Regions from separate parts of the Homo sapiens genome. Here all the other regions are linked to region 1. A link is a contact called in ENCODE Hi-C or POLR2A ChIA-PET data. All regions are on one chromosome and are shown on one strand. The core of a region is the stretch at or near the end of the contact, and the rest is flanking DNA. Distances in the headings are between cores, read along the strand shown.

Region 1 (4,871 bases), core at 1,722-4,221:
GCAGAAGCAAGAACTCACAAACACATTGTAGGTGCTCTACAAATTTTAATGGGCTGATTACAATATTTGATGAATTAATTAATTAGCTAATATCCTCCCCATTTCTTGTTTTTCCTTCTGCTTTAGTCTGCAAGGTCCTTGCTGTTTTTCTTTTCAGTGAACTCCAAACTGGCCTGCTCTGTCCGTTGCTTTGATATCGTCTCCTGCCAACTCCCCTCACCTCATCCTCTCACATTTAAAACCTTCCATCAGCAATTTTTGCAGGCACCGGGCTCCGGGTCTCCCTGTCCAGTCACCCTCAGTGACTGGGACTCCCCTTCACTTTGCTGATGTAGAGCTTTGCTTGTGCAATTTTCTCCGCCCTTCTCTTCTGCTGCCCATATTTGAATCTCACCTCCACCATGCCTGCCAAAAGGAGGTCTTGTTCCTGTGACCTACTATCTCTCCCCTGGCACCTGCCCACTTTCTCTAATTGACCCTGACCATTTTCTGCCCAATGAAACATTTTTTTAACATATATAGCTTATTACCCGTATAAGGGCTCTTTGAGCATTTTGAAGGCTATAGGATAGCTTTCTAGGGAAGATCCTTGCTTATAGCAATACCTGCTGAATTTGCCATGATAGCAGCAAGTTAGCCTTTGTATTGAATGACATTGCATTTGGCAAAGCATTGTATTTTGGGATCTAGTGCTATATTCTGAAGGCCACCCAGGGTATAGAATTTAATTCCTGCTCAAACTTTAAGTTCTGGCTCCCCACTTTTTGGCTGAGAAACTTCAGGCAATGCCCTAATCTCTCTAAACTCCTGTTTCCTCATCTGTAAAAGATGTTCATAATCCTAGCCTCACTGAGCTCAAGGAGAGGCCATGAAGATAAAATGAGATTATGTACATGAAAGGAAGTCTCAGGTAAACCTTCAGCCATCACAATAACAGTAAATTCCCATGGACTGCTTGCCGTATGTCAGGCTCTATGCTGGGGACCCTCATGAAGGTTGTAAATTTCCCAATATGGTCTCCATTTTAGAGATGAGAAAACTGAGACCCAGAAAGAAGTAATGTGACCAAGACCATATAGACCACATAGACCCAGTTCCGTCTGAATGCAAAATTCACAATTCTCCACTCTGTCACACTGGGGATTTTGTTACTTGTAGGACTGTAAGGTAGGAACTTATACCTCAGAGGGCAGTAATCCCACTCAATAAATCCTTGCTGATAAACTGTTTCAATGCACAAAATATAATAAATAATGCAAACAAAATCAGTGCAGCTCCCTGCCTTCTAGGAGGTTTTGGTGTAATGTAAGTGGCAAAAATTGCAGAAAACAGAGAACAGCAGAGTTGGACATAAAAGGCCCATAAATATGACAGGTTTTATAGGGTTTGCATTTTTTTCTTAGCAATACCCTCATCAATGCTTATCTGTCAGCTTTGCTAGAGAGCTGCCTGAGAACCTGACTTTACCTTGGGAAGGGTTTGGATAGTCTTATCCAAAAAAATCATTTCGCTTGACCCAAGACTGGCCATATTTATCTCCTTGTGACCAGGTGTGGGGGCAAAGGACCCCTTGGGAATGCAATATGATGGAGGGTGGGGCTGTGATAACCCCTCTCCTTTAAGCCTCCCACCTGACACCTGAGGGGGCCATGAAGAGGAGAGGGAGAGTGGAGGGTGGGAGAAGGAAACCACATAGGAAGGTGGTAGAAACTGGGGCTGCTGGTCCAGGGCAAGATGCCCTGACCCAGGGCTAAGTACCGGGAGGACCATCCTGGGCACTGAGCTTTCATGCTGGCAGGAATTTGGACATCACCTTTTGATTCCCCAAGTCTAAGCAAGAGAACACTAGTGTCCCAAGAGGCTCCATGAAATAGGCTTTCCTAGTAAATTCATTTGGGAAACAGATGCACATCAGCTTGGAAAGTCCTGCACACAGCGATTGACTTGTTCTGTCTAACATGTGCTTCCCGGTGTATTGGATCATGGATCCTATCATGTTCCACAGAGCTAATGTTACTCAGAACATAGTTCAGGGGGAAAAACTGCCCCCCACCTTTTTTTACATGTGAGGGTAGTGGCATCAAAGTGGAAGAGAGTGCAGGAATGGCTGCTTAGGATCAGATCAGTTGGTAAAAAACTGAAATCAGGATCCAGGCCTAGAGGTTCTAGCAGTAGCCCAGTGGTTGGCAATACAAATACCCATAGGAGTAAGGCAGGCTGGCTATAGGGGAAAAAAAAAAGTCTCTTGATGGTCTAGCTTGCATTATCTTACATCTTAATAATGTTGGGGGTTTAGAGAACTATTTTTGACTGTAAGAGAAACAATAGTGTAAGAATGGGCCGGGTGCAGTGGCTCACGCCTGTAATCCCAGCACTTTGGGAGGCCGAGGCAGGTGGATCACAAGGTCAAGAGATCGAGACCATCCTGGCCAACATGGTGAAACCCCGTCTCTACTAAAAATACAAAAATTAGCTGGACATGGTGGCGCGTGCCTGTAGTCCCAGCTACTCGGGAGGCTGAGGCAGGAGAACTGCTTGAACCCAGGAGGCGGAGGTTACAGTGAGCCAAGATCCCGCCGCTGCACTCCAGCCTAGTGAGTAGAGTAAGACTCTGTCTCAAAAAAAAAGAATGGCATGCTCTTAAGGGCAACTGACACTCGACTTCAGGCAGAAAGGTCATGGTGAAGACTGAGGCTAACAGGAATGCCTGGAGCCAAGGGGCAGCCACTTCGTGGCTCTTACCATATGAACATGCACGACAAAAGTTGTTGGTTCTTCTGATTTCTCAAGAAAGGCAGGACAGACCGATTTTTATGGCACATCTCCTGAACAACTATTTTTTTCAGGCTGACTTTTATCTGCACGTCCTCATTTTCTCTGTGGGACATTTTCCTCTCCATGGATGGCCAAGCACTAGGCACTCTCTGGCAGTGGTAGGCAGAACCAGGCAGGTCAGCAGGAGGTGGAGATTCCCTTCCTAGTTTGCTTTGCCTCCAGGGATTCCCCAGAGAGATAAATTGGGACAGCAGCGGCTCCACAAACAGCAGTGTTCAACATAAATATTGCCAGGTTTGAGCTAATGTGATACCAGCCTGTAATCCAAACAAAATAGACCATTGTCCTGTGATTATTTCTCCCCTGGACAAAAGCCTCTGAACACTTGGCCTCCCATTTTTTTAAACTCTCTATTTATGGGCCATGTTAATTTAATTCAGCAGCTCCGCCTTCCATGTGGCTCAAAGGCAGCAGTATTTGCATTTCATGATTTCAAAGCCTTTCTGGTCTGCTGGGCTTCACTGAAAAGAAAGGCTTTGTCCTCTTCATTCTGAGAAACAAGAGGACAGAAAAACCACCCAAATCCTTTGACGTAACACAAAACATGCCCAGCAGCTACACACGCCGTTGCTCATATATCAGAAAGAGAGACTCAATCCCAGAACACCTGGAATGGTCCGGAATCATCTGTCCTTAGCCTTCCGGCTTTCCCCAGATGCAGGCTGTGACCAGGGAGTGGAGAGACCTCCCCTTCTCTGTGGCTGCTGACCCAAGGCCCAGTGGAAAGTTGTCTAAGCAGCTGGCTGGGCATCCTGAATGAGACAGTTGTTCATTTGACCAACTCATTCCCCACCACCCACCACCACTAATGGAGTACTGGGCACCAGGCTGGCAGCTTTGTAAAGCTTACCGCGTCTCAGCCTTGCAGCAGATGAGACGGGGCTTGTGACTGCCACTTCACAGATGGGGAAACTGAGGTGTAGAGAGGCAGAGTGATTTGCCTGAGGTCTCAAGACCTCCTGGAAATAAAAATAAAGGATTCTCTTTGGACAGCAAAGCTGGCTTTTTTCATCGGTTCTCTGGAGATGACTTTGATTTTTAGTCCTGTGAGCAATAATGGATTTCTATTTTTCTTTTTTAATATAGATTTTTTAACTGTGCAAATAATCCATGAATATATTGTTTTTATACAGCATTACAGATAAGGCTTGCAGCTCTATAGATCACCCTCATCCACTCCTTCACTCCATTGCTACACTTAAAAGCCTCACATGCTCTCCTGTCCTCTCCAAAGGCAGCTGCTAGCATCAGCGCCCACAGTAGCCTTCTTTTGTTTCCTGTTTATAAACCATACATTTTCTATGGCTACACATACGTGTATTGTTTGATGCTTTCTAATAAAATTGTATCATAGTGTACACATCTTTCACACTTTCCTTATTACAGTCAACATTTGGAGAATACAGAATGCAGCAGATCAAGAACTTTCTCAGTCTTTCTAACATGCCCCAAAATACAGCCTCACTATGGTTCATTTAGCGTCTCATTGTTTTCACTCTCACAAACGATGCCACTGGGCTGGCCTTGCATTGCTTCTTTGGACACATTTACAAGTATTTCTTCAGAGCTGACATGAGAAGTGGGATGGCTGCAGGCAAAAAGGACTGCTGGTTCTCATACCCTTCTACTTCTTCCATAGGCTAGAACCCCAATTTCTTAGTTTGGGTTCCCTGAAATTATTTCTGGCACAGAGCAATGAAGACCAGTTTATGGGACAGTGCTCTAGAGAGGGCTATGTGTAAGGAAATGTCCAGGACTAAAAAGAAGGAATAGTGGGCCTGCAGGCCCCAGCGGACCTGATGAGGACCCCTGGAGCTAGAACGACCCTTCAGAGTTGTCTCAAATTCAGCCAAGGAGGTCATAACCTTTTATGTCAGCATAAGGCAATTCTTGGCAAAAATGGTCTCCTCCGGGAAGCTTGAAACTTCGGGCAAGTATAATCTTGGGTGAGACAATTCTTTGTGGCTCTGAGGAATAATCAGAAAGGGACAGAGTTATGTACTATCAGTCATCAGTGCTCTCAGCAGCTGGGGGAT
Region 2 (4,871 bases), core at 1,271-3,770, 48 kb before region 1:
AAGTAAGAACTGTCTTTCCCTCTTTTCCCCTTCTTCTTCATCCAATCCTGGAGTGTGCAGTGAGTAAACAATGGGTGAAAAAAGAACAGAGAAAGAGATAAGAGGCCAATCATATTCATTCCCCCGAGACAAGGCTGACTCTGAAGCTGACTTTAGAAAGAGAAGGGGAGAAGATTGATCTCCAATTCAAATGCAGAGTTGGAATTAGCACACAGGACTGGGAATTCCAATTACAGAACTGAGGCTGTGTTTTGTGACTTCAAGTTATGCAAGATATTACCTAACAGAGGACGAAAACATTGTGGGGCCTCTTTGAGTTTTCACTGCAGGGGAGAAGAAAACACTGAGAGACAAAAATGAAGTCATGTTCTGCTCATTCTAAGAGTTATGCTTGATTAAAACACAGTGAATCAGGAACCAGGAGGAGCTGTAATGGCCCTGGGGTGATTTTTTTAAAAAGACAAGGCAGAAAGGACAGGTCTGCCTTCGTGACACTGTGGCAGTAGGGCCATGTGTGGACCTCTCAGCATGATGCTGAAAGAGAAGGAAACCTTCTTCTGGGGCAACATTTCACAATGCCCACCCAAACCTTTGCACCTCCTGACAGGGAGGCGGGGAACATTATCAGGAGAGGTGGGACCTGTCCCCGAGACCTGGGCCTCCACCCTAGGATACACGTCCAGCTTCCCCTAAGCCTGAAGACTGGTTTTTCTGAACTACCAATCTCAGCAGGTCATCAGATAAATACCTGGGATTCCATATCAATGAGGGAGAAAGGTTAAACTTCCTCAAAGGAAGGGAGGGCAGGTAGGTTATCTCCAGGAGGCATTTTTTGTCTCCTAGATAAGAAAATGCAGAATGAGGGCACTGTTCCACGATGTGATAGGTATTTCTCCAACCACTTCTTCTGTGGGAACAAGACTATCCCCGCAGTTTTGCCTGCAACCCCCTCACTGAGAGAAGTGCCCACTTTGCAAAGATGGGCAGGTTCTCGCTGAAGTTGCTTCCTACCTCAGGGACTACCCAGCCTTCTAACCTTCTTCCCCTGCGTGGCTCCCTGGGCACACAGACTTGTCAACACCTTCGTAAAGAAGATGCGTGGTTTCCACATCACTAACGACAGACCGCAGTCCTCACTTCCTCTGCCTGCACCCCCTCTTCTATTTCACTCAGACCAAGTTTGGTGGCAGGCTCAAGGAAGCATATCCAACACCACTTAAGAAATTCATTCTAGAGTGGTTTGGGATTGGCACACAGCAAAGCCTGAGCATTTCTGATGATCTGAAACATGGTGTAGGAAAGGGGCCACTGGAGACCAACACGTGGCTTCAGCTCTGCCACCTACTTGCCATGTGTCCTTGGGCAAATCAGTGCACCTCTCTGGGGCCCAGTTTCCCCATCTGTCAATGACACAGGTTGGACAGTAAGATCCTTTCTAGCTCTAATGAACTCCAGTTCTGTGAAATCTGCTATGGCTTAGGACACACTGCACTTTAGCTTGAATTTATGACCCAGACAACTATTTGAACACAAATTTGATATTTCTTTTATGGAGAAATGAATGACATTCACAGGGTAATAACTAGGAAGCCATTTCAAACCCGGGATTAACAGGAAGAAAAAAACCCCACATCTCCAAACTTGCTAAATATAATTGTGTTTACACAACACTGATCTTATATGCCACTCTAAACACGAAGCTGTGTCTGTTAGCTGAAGTCAAAGGGCCTGGATATCACAATCCTAAATAACAATTGTAGAAAGCCTAGAAGCTTGTAAAGAATTAGCAGGAAAGAGACACCATCTCCTAGGGAAGTCCTTAGAGCTTAGGAAAATTTGAGAGTGGGGTGCTGGGACTTCCCAATGTGAAATTAATATCTTAAAAAAAGATAAAAACAATAAAGTCCCCAAACTTCTGCAAGCTTTCCAAGAGTCTGTTACAAGCCTGGCCCTTTTAGGCCCAGCCCCCCACCAAAGCCAGTACTGACGTCAGCTCACTGTCTCCATAGCCGGCAGCCCTGGGAGCTGAACTCACTAGATCAATGAAAACATCAACCATGCCAGACGTGCCTGCCCTGCTCCAAGCCTGCCAAGGAGCCAGGGGTTCAGGTGCAGAGCCGGGCCATCTGTCATTAGGCTCTGCTGTTAATTGCTGTGCTAATGAACAAGGTTTGAACTGGAGGCACGAAACGCACATGCAGATTTACACACAGCTCTGTAGTACTGTGTCCCATTCCCTGACAAGCTAGCACAGTCTCTTGGATGCAAAGGTAAAGGTGGCCAAGTGACATCACACACACAGACGTTGCATAACCCAACCAGCAGATACTCCAAGTGGCAGATGTGCAGAATTTTTCAGCTAGGTGCTCATTCCTCCAGTCATCCATCTACTCAACAAATACTGGCTTGGTCGTGGCCACCATGTCAAATGCCAGGGCTCCAGAGATGACAACAACAGGGTCCCTACCCTCAGGGGATCATATCCTACCAGGGGAGATAGAGAGGTGAACAAACAGGACAAATACAGGTTGACAAGTGCTAAGAGAGAAGTCAGAGGCTGTGGGAACAGAGAGGAGGAGTATCTAACCAGCCTGGAGTATCTGGAAGACTTCCTGAAGGAGGAGAAAACACCTGGGCTAAATCTTAAAGGAAGACCAGAAGCTACCCAGGGAAAGAAGTGAAGGAAGGCATTATAAACAGAGAGGCCAGGAGGTAAGAGAGAACTTCAGTGTCTGGGGACACAGGGAGTCAGATACAGGAGGCTCAGAGTGGGCGATGGGAGGTGAAGAGTGAAGACACTGGGGTATAGAGAGTGAGGATGCTGGAGAAGAAGGTGGGGTGCAGATGGTGACGAGTCCTGAAGAGCAATTGCTTTGCAAACCTTGATCAAGCTCTTGCAATGTGCAAACGATGGCATTAAGTCAATGTGGGGGCCCTTGCCCTCATGGCACATGGACTTCCTAGAGGAGAAAGAAGAAGAGTGGCTCGGAAGAAGAAGAAATGTCACCAGACTGAGTTAGTCAGAGAAGGCCTCGCTCTAGAGGAAGCAGAACTGGGCCTCCAGCTTCAGGCAGAACTTCAACAGGTGAGCCAGTGCCACCACCCAGATGTTTTGTGTATGTTGCCTCACCAAATCAATGATGACATGACATCTTCCCATTTTCCAGGTAGGGAAACTGAGGCCCAGAAAGCTTAAATAGTTTGGGAGCTGGGAAGTGGAACAGGAGGGATGCACTGTTCCTGACTCCAGAGCCTGTGCCCCATCCATTTCACCTTGCTGCTCCCCAAGGCTTTCCTGGTCAAGGGAACAGCCTGACAAGCATGGGGAAGGCATGTGAAAGGCACACAGGAGGACCGGGCAGGAGGCGGTTTTCACTGGAGAAGGGAGTTCGTGTGGAGGAGATGGGGGCCTTGGGTGTGGAGTGATGGTCAACAGAGCAGCACAAGCTTCAGCTTTGAAGTCTAGGAGCCCAGGGACAAGTGAGGTACCCTCTCCTGGCTGCAGACTTCTCACTGCAAAATGGGACCTAACACCTGCTTCCTCTGGATGAATTCTCCAATGAGAACCCAGTGAGATAATGAGTCGAGTGCTTAGGAGATGGCCTCATGCCTTGTGAGTCCTCAACTGTGGATGATATGATCATTTTAATCAACAGCCATCATTATTCCCAATAATAATAACTGCAAGTAAGACCCCGGAGGTAGGTTGGGGCTGGTATATGGAGGACGCTGAGCTCTAGGCAGCCATGCCATCAGGATTCTGTTGACATTGGGGAATTAAAGTGACAATTCTTAAGAACAGACGTGAAATAACAGCTTGGACAGAGCATGTTCTCTTCTACAGAATAACACAGCAACTCCCTTATTCAGAAGTGTCATGATTTTTCTCCTATGCAGAAAAATTGTATCACAGTGAAGAAAGGCATGCCCAACACTTCAAATGCTGGCCACAAGGTGCCAGTGGGGGTGACAGTGACCATCTGAAGGCTGGACACACACCAGTGGCACTCCAGTGGTGAGGAGGCTCAGGAGGGCCTCATGGGTTCCAGCAGGGGCCAGGGGCACTCTGGATACCCCCGGCTGGTGAGGAGGGAAGAAGGCGGGGTCACTGTTGCTGGCCCCTTACTGCTGACACTATGAGCCTCTTGAAGGTGTGGGGCCTCATCCTCTAAGCTGTTTATCGCTGAAAATCAGAAACCTCTGGAGGCCACACTCCTGTAAACACAGAAGCAGATGCTCCCTGGACCACTCCTCTCTCTATCAAAAAGAATAAGGCAGTGGGCTCCTCCTCCAGTGGTGGGCTTGGAGACGATGGAGGGAGGCGAATGCCTTGTGAGGGGTGCAATGTGGCTTCATTTTGAGCCTGTCTCCCACCTTCTTGCTGTTCTGCAGAAGAGGGAGGCTGTGTGGTGGCTTCCAAGCGGCACAGCCATCCTTGAGGAAGGCAAGTGGGATCTGGCGTATGTCGGGCACCAACAAGTCCTTGAGCTCATTTACTGTCTTGTGACCTCTCTATGTAGCAGGCCTTATCCTCACTTTACAAACAAAAATGTGGCCCCAAAAGGGCAAATGACTGTCCAAGCCATGCAGCTAGTAGGCCACTGAGCTGGATCCAAACCCATCTGCCTAAACTCTAAAACCCCAGTTTTAGCCCCTGCCAAATTCTGCCTCTCAGAGCAGAGGGTGGGAGAGAGAGTAGTTGGCTACAGTTCTTCACAAAAGTGATTGAATGATAGTGGCCAAAGAGAAAGGAAGGGTCCAGAGCCATGCAGAGGGACAGTCCTGGGTTTGCATTTCTGCTGGAGCGACCGTTGGCACGTTACTTATTCCCTCTGATTCCTGCTTCCTCATCTGGAAAATGGATCTCAGAA
Region 3 (4,871 bases), core at 970-3,469, 43 kb after region 1:
AAATATATATAATTATTTATCAATTATAAAGGAAAGAAAAGATTTCAAAGAACTGGATATCAGTGTGAGAAGTTGAGACATATTTTGAGAAAATAAAGGCTGTTTTTATCTTTGCTGAAAAGAGCTTGGCAAAAAAAAAAAAAAAGCCACAACCTTTTGCTTCTTTCCTGTGCTTCTTTTGACCATAAAAATATGAGAGATTCACGTGACAATTGATATTTCCATGTATAATGTTAACGAACATCTTTGTGATATTTGAAGTCTCATTTATAACAAAGCCAAGGTGTTGACTCCACCTCCCAGTTCAGAGTAATTTGATTTTGCAAAAGAGGAAAATGCCTTAGGAGCTGTTAAAATACTTATTTTCTAAAGGAGCTAAAAAAGAAATGTGCCCCAAAGCTGGGGATAAATCACTGTGTATTCATTCTTGGTAGCTTCATGTCCAGTCTGGCTCTGGATTCCATGCTTCTGGTGGCAACTCAGCTCCTTTCTTCTTCTCAAGGATACACTGAAAAACTCCTCACTTCCTTTCTTGCTCTCCAACTTCTTCATTCTCCTTTTTCTAATTATCAATAATAAAACATTGGCCATTCTGACATATGAATTCTGCTTTTAAAAATGCTTCAGTTCTCCATCACCTAATCACACAGAAATGAACCCCAGTGCCACTTTCTCCCTCCAGGGACCAAGATGCCTTAATATCTTTAATATGTACCTCATCAGCCACTGAGCATCTACTGTGTGTAAAATCTGATGCCTTGGTCCAATTTCATGGATAAATTTGTAGTATCCATCTCTTGAGACACATGGAAAACCACATCTTCTGTTTCTTATAACAGACTGCTGGTGTTCACCAATATCCATGTTCTCCTCTTTTTTTTTTTTGGCTCATTTTCCACTCTCCTTTCATCCAACAGAGGCCATGTGATTTGTTTGCACCAATGGAGTGTGTGCAAAATAGTCATTACTTCCAAGCCTGGCACCTACACTTCCTGCATGATACTTCTTGCTCTCTCTTCCTTTGCCTATTGGCCAGATGCTGAAGTGTTAAGCCATTGCGATTTTGAGGCTCATCTCTTACAGCAGCCAGCATTATTTACTCTAATACATTTCTATTTTTTGAGACTTTTCTCTAATACAGATTTTATTTGTGCATATAATACTTTAAACATTCAATTGGATGTGAGATCTTTTGAAAAGCAATGATCTGCCTTTGAATTGGGGGAAATACAATTTGCCAACAGTGGTCACAACTGCAAGAAGTTAATATAAAGGCCCCAGTTAGCTTCAGGGGCCTAATCAGAGACTCCCCATGGAGCTAACATTCTTCAACAAGCAAGCCTGTTGCTGGCTCACAAAATGCTTGGTCCATACCACCGCCTTTCAGTTGAGCAGATGGGGGTTTTGATGTAAATTGTGCTGGCATTTGCTGCTCTGAAAATAGATTTGTTTTTGCCTCCTTCCAAATTCAGTCCTAAAAAGCAATAGTCAACAAGTTTCATTTCCTCCTTTTAGGCAGGTCAGCAGGACCAGATATCTGTTTGCTATTAAAAGGCACAAAATAAAGCCAAGGATCTCATGCTTGCGGGGCACCTTGGGCTTTACCTTGTTGGTGCCCCATCAAATGCAGAAATTTCCTCTAGAGAATTCCAGGTAGAGCATCCTGTTCTGCTTGCCCTCTTTGATGGGGAGCTCACCACTTAATGAAGTAACACATTCTAGTGTTAAAGAGTACTTCCAGTTAGAAAGCTGAAACTGACCTCCACAAACATTCCATTTTTCAGTCCTGTATCTGCCCTTTAGAGGCATCCTCTCAAAATATAGTGCCATCTCTACATATTGACCCTTCAGGCATTTGAAGACAGAATTGAAGTCTGAACTCTTATCTTTTCCTTGTCTCTGCCCCAAAGTCCTCTATACAGCATAACTCCCAGGACTCTTCCTCAGAACATACTCCAGCTTGTCAATGTCCAGTGAAAACTGAAGTGACAGGAGCTGGCCACAGTTTGAGCAATATGGAAAGGAATGGGGTTAACATCAGTGCCTTCAGGACACTGTGGTTCTGGGTGAGCTGGACTCTTGTGTTTGGGTTTGAGGCATTTTGAAAAGTAAGAATTGCCTCAGAGGACAGCAGCAGCTCTCCTCAGCTGCGGTAAGAGTTATTGGGGAGATTCAAATGAGGGTAAAGAACACAAGAACCTGGGCCTCACAGAAACCCTGGAATGGATTAGTACTGGAACATGCTTTGAAACCTGCAGGGAAATCTAGAATTCAGTGCAGTCTCCACTACAGGGACACCCTAGCTGTACCTTGGGGGCCCCAGCTCCTTCCTGGTTGACTTCTGCTGCTCTCCATACCACCCACTCCCCCACTGCCTCGCTCTCCATGCTCCATGTCTTCTCAGTGGCTGCTTCATCCTGGCTTTCACCTCCTCACTGTCCATGACGCCTTTTGGCTTCTGCCTGCCTTCTTGTGAGTGTGCCATTTGTGGTTTTTTTCCCAACATACTCTCTATGACTTAAATTCAACACTTCCACAGGGAGAGAATATGATCTTTTCCCTTAATCACCACCAACTCAGTCATGAAATGTTTTAGCTGCAGTTTGTCCTAGCAGCTGCTGATCAGCCTATGGGTTAGTTCAAATGCTCTCCCCTAATCAATAAACATCAATTAACAATGATGACAGGGGTGGGCCACAGGAGAGGAAAGTGGCAATTTCTACAGAAGGATTCTGGGTTTTCATCACATTCACAGAATGTGAATTCAAGCTTATCAATGCTTTTTTTTTTTTTTTTTGGTCGGAGTTTTGCTCTTGTTGCCCAGGCTGGAGTGCAGTGGTGCAATCTCAGCTCACTGCAACATCCACTTCCCGGGTTCAAGTGATTCTCTTGCCTCAGCTTCCCAAGTAGCTGGGATTACAGGCCTGTGCCACCACACACAGCTAATTTTTGTATTTTTAATACAGACAGGGTTTCATCCTGTTGGCCAGGCTGGTCTCGAACTCCTGACCTCAGGTGATCGGCCAGCCTTGGCCTCCCAAAGTGCTGGGATTACAGGCATGAGCCACCGCACCCAGTCTTATCAATACTTTCGACAACCAGATCACACTATGATGTATGTTGGAAAATGTGATGTGTGTTATGGCAAAATCCAAAAGCTGTGTTTTTCCTAGCTGCTGCTAAGCCAGCACTCTCTACCTTGCACCTATATGTGCAAATCTTGGCTTACTATATTTCATCTTGATAGACTCTACAGAAGGTCCCAGTCCTGCAAATTTGCTCTTAATCTAAATTCTATCTTCCGACACCAGGCATTTGTTTGTTTGTTTGTTACTCTCTGCTCTGTAAATTCCAAAGGTTCCTTACAGCCCTATCAGAACCACAAGGAGAGGAAGGAGACCAAGAAGGATGGGGTCAGCACCCAGCCCCAACCTCACTTTGGCCAGAAAAACTGTTCTAGTGCAACAGAATTCCAGGTAAGAGTTTCTTGGAACAATATTTTCTGAAACAGAAATAAAATTTGAAAACCATGGAGGCAGGGTCTTTTTGTGGCTTCTGTGCTCAGTGGTTGGTCTCATTTCTCAGCATAGCATGCTTGCCCACCCCCAGGACCTCCTCCTGCGGCACACTAAGATGGGTACACTGCAGTGCCCTGTCACACTTCCAGCTTCAGCAGTCGTTAAACGCAGCAAAGAACTAGAAGAATGACTGCTTACCTTCGCTTACCTTCTTGCTCCAGGAAGCAACAGCCTGCTGTGCCGATTCCCACTTCGGGCTTTAACCAGCAGCAACTCAGCACAGCTTGAAGGGATGCACTCTTTATCCCTGGTACCATCAGACCAGGGCTGAGGGACAGCAGTGGAAACTAGCTGTGGGCAGCTTCCAGGCAGGGATGAGATGCCCCTCCACCTGCCTGTCTATTTTGCCTTTAACAAAGCTAAAATAAGGCAGATTTACATTATAAAGGTTTAGCAGGCCATGAAGGGAGTTTTTTTCTATTGTGTCTGAATCTTGGCTAAAGCCTCAGGCTAAAGATAATTGGTGGCAAGTAGCCCATGTTCTAGAGGGCTGCTTGACACACTTGCAGCACTTACTGGAAGATGGCAAAGCTAGCCTGGAAACACCCTCCCTGGGTAAGAGGCTGTGTCAGAGGAGGCTGGAGCTTCTCTGAGGAGCGGACCTTTCCACGGACATCTGTAGATGAATTGGAGGGGACAAAGAAAAGTGATGCTCTCTACCCTCAACTGTCAACTGATCCACACGGCAGGGGAGACTGGCATCATATCTTCTTAACTGGATGTGTGCAGAGCTCCAGAAACTTGCAAAAACAACTCCCTGGTGTTAGTGAAGCAGGCCAAAGTGAGAAAGTTCTTGAGAACTTGCTCTGTCTCCAGGTGTTTGAAAGTGTGTGTAAAATAAACATTGCTGCCCATGAGCTGAAGCTGCCGTGATAGCCAGGTGAGGGGATGGCGTCAGCAGCTAGGCTTGCTGCTCACTCCCCTCCTCGCAGGGCAAGGGTGCACTGTACTTATGGGACAGGGAATGCCAGTGAGGGTCGCTGGGTTTGAACTGTCTCAAGAGGACCCAGCCTGAGGAGGCTATGCGAGAGGGGACTGAAGAAGGGGAGAAGACACCAAACGGGTCAGCTTTAGGGGCAGAGACCACATGCCGAGGCTCTCAGAAAGCCTGCCACATACTCCATGGAAGAGCTGACTCTAGGAAACTGCCCCAGCAAAGGTGATTGGATGGCCAAGCGAAAAGTGCAAAGAGCATCAGCTGCATGAAGAGGCCTCTGCCCCATTCCTTCCTTCCCTTGCTCTGCCCTAGGGAGCCAGAACTGAGAGGGGTGGGGGTAAGGGGACAGGTGGGTA

Evidence for each region. Hi-C counts contacts between places; a loop is a spot of excess contacts on that map. ChIA-PET counts read pairs that join two places held with the same protein, here RNA polymerase II (POLR2A). Pooled maps may share reads with other maps.
Region 2: a pooled map shows a loop between it and region 1 (2.1-fold over the local background). The contact joins the promoter of NAV2-AS4 here to the enhancer-like site in region 1. A Hi-C loop is called at or near these places in 1 of 168 maps with a recorded cell type or tissue (mammary epithelial cell) and 2 of 50 pooled maps. POLR2A ChIA-PET finds 5 or more read pairs at or near these places in 2 of 52 experiments (AG04449 and OCI-LY7).
Region 3: a pooled map shows a loop between it and region 1 (4-fold over the local background). The contact joins two enhancer-like sites. A Hi-C loop is called at or near these places in 1 of 168 maps with a recorded cell type or tissue (GM12878), 14 of 37 single-sample maps with no recorded cell type and 6 of 50 pooled maps. POLR2A ChIA-PET finds 5 or more read pairs at or near these places in 2 of 52 experiments (GM12878 and H1).

What each region holds. Positions count from the first base shown.
Region 1 is chr11:19,473,740-19,478,610 of GRCh38, reverse strand. It overlaps a transcript of NAV2 not described here. Among named protein-coding and RNA genes, the nearest start is that of NAV2-AS5, 31 kb to the left of the region's middle. Within about 2 kb of position 2,971, at least 3 of the 41 ENCODE cell types and tissues checked have a DNase peak (open chromatin) inside an H3K27ac peak, as active enhancers do; they include GM12878, where a contact is called at or near this core.
Region 2 is chr11:19,521,727-19,526,597 of GRCh38, reverse strand. NAV2-AS4 (NAV2 antisense RNA 4) reads left to right here and starts at 2,520. Exons shown (of 4, transcript NR_033989.1): 1 at 2,520-2,712. It also overlaps a transcript of NAV2 not described here.
Region 3 is chr11:19,430,124-19,434,994 of GRCh38, reverse strand. It overlaps a transcript of NAV2 not described here. Among named protein-coding and RNA genes, the nearest start is that of NAV2-AS5, 75 kb to the left of the region's middle. RefSeq lists a silencer at 2,407-2,607. Within about 2 kb of position 2,219, at least 5 of the 41 ENCODE cell types and tissues checked have a DNase peak (open chromatin) inside an H3K27ac peak, as active enhancers do; they include GM12878, where a contact is called at or near this core.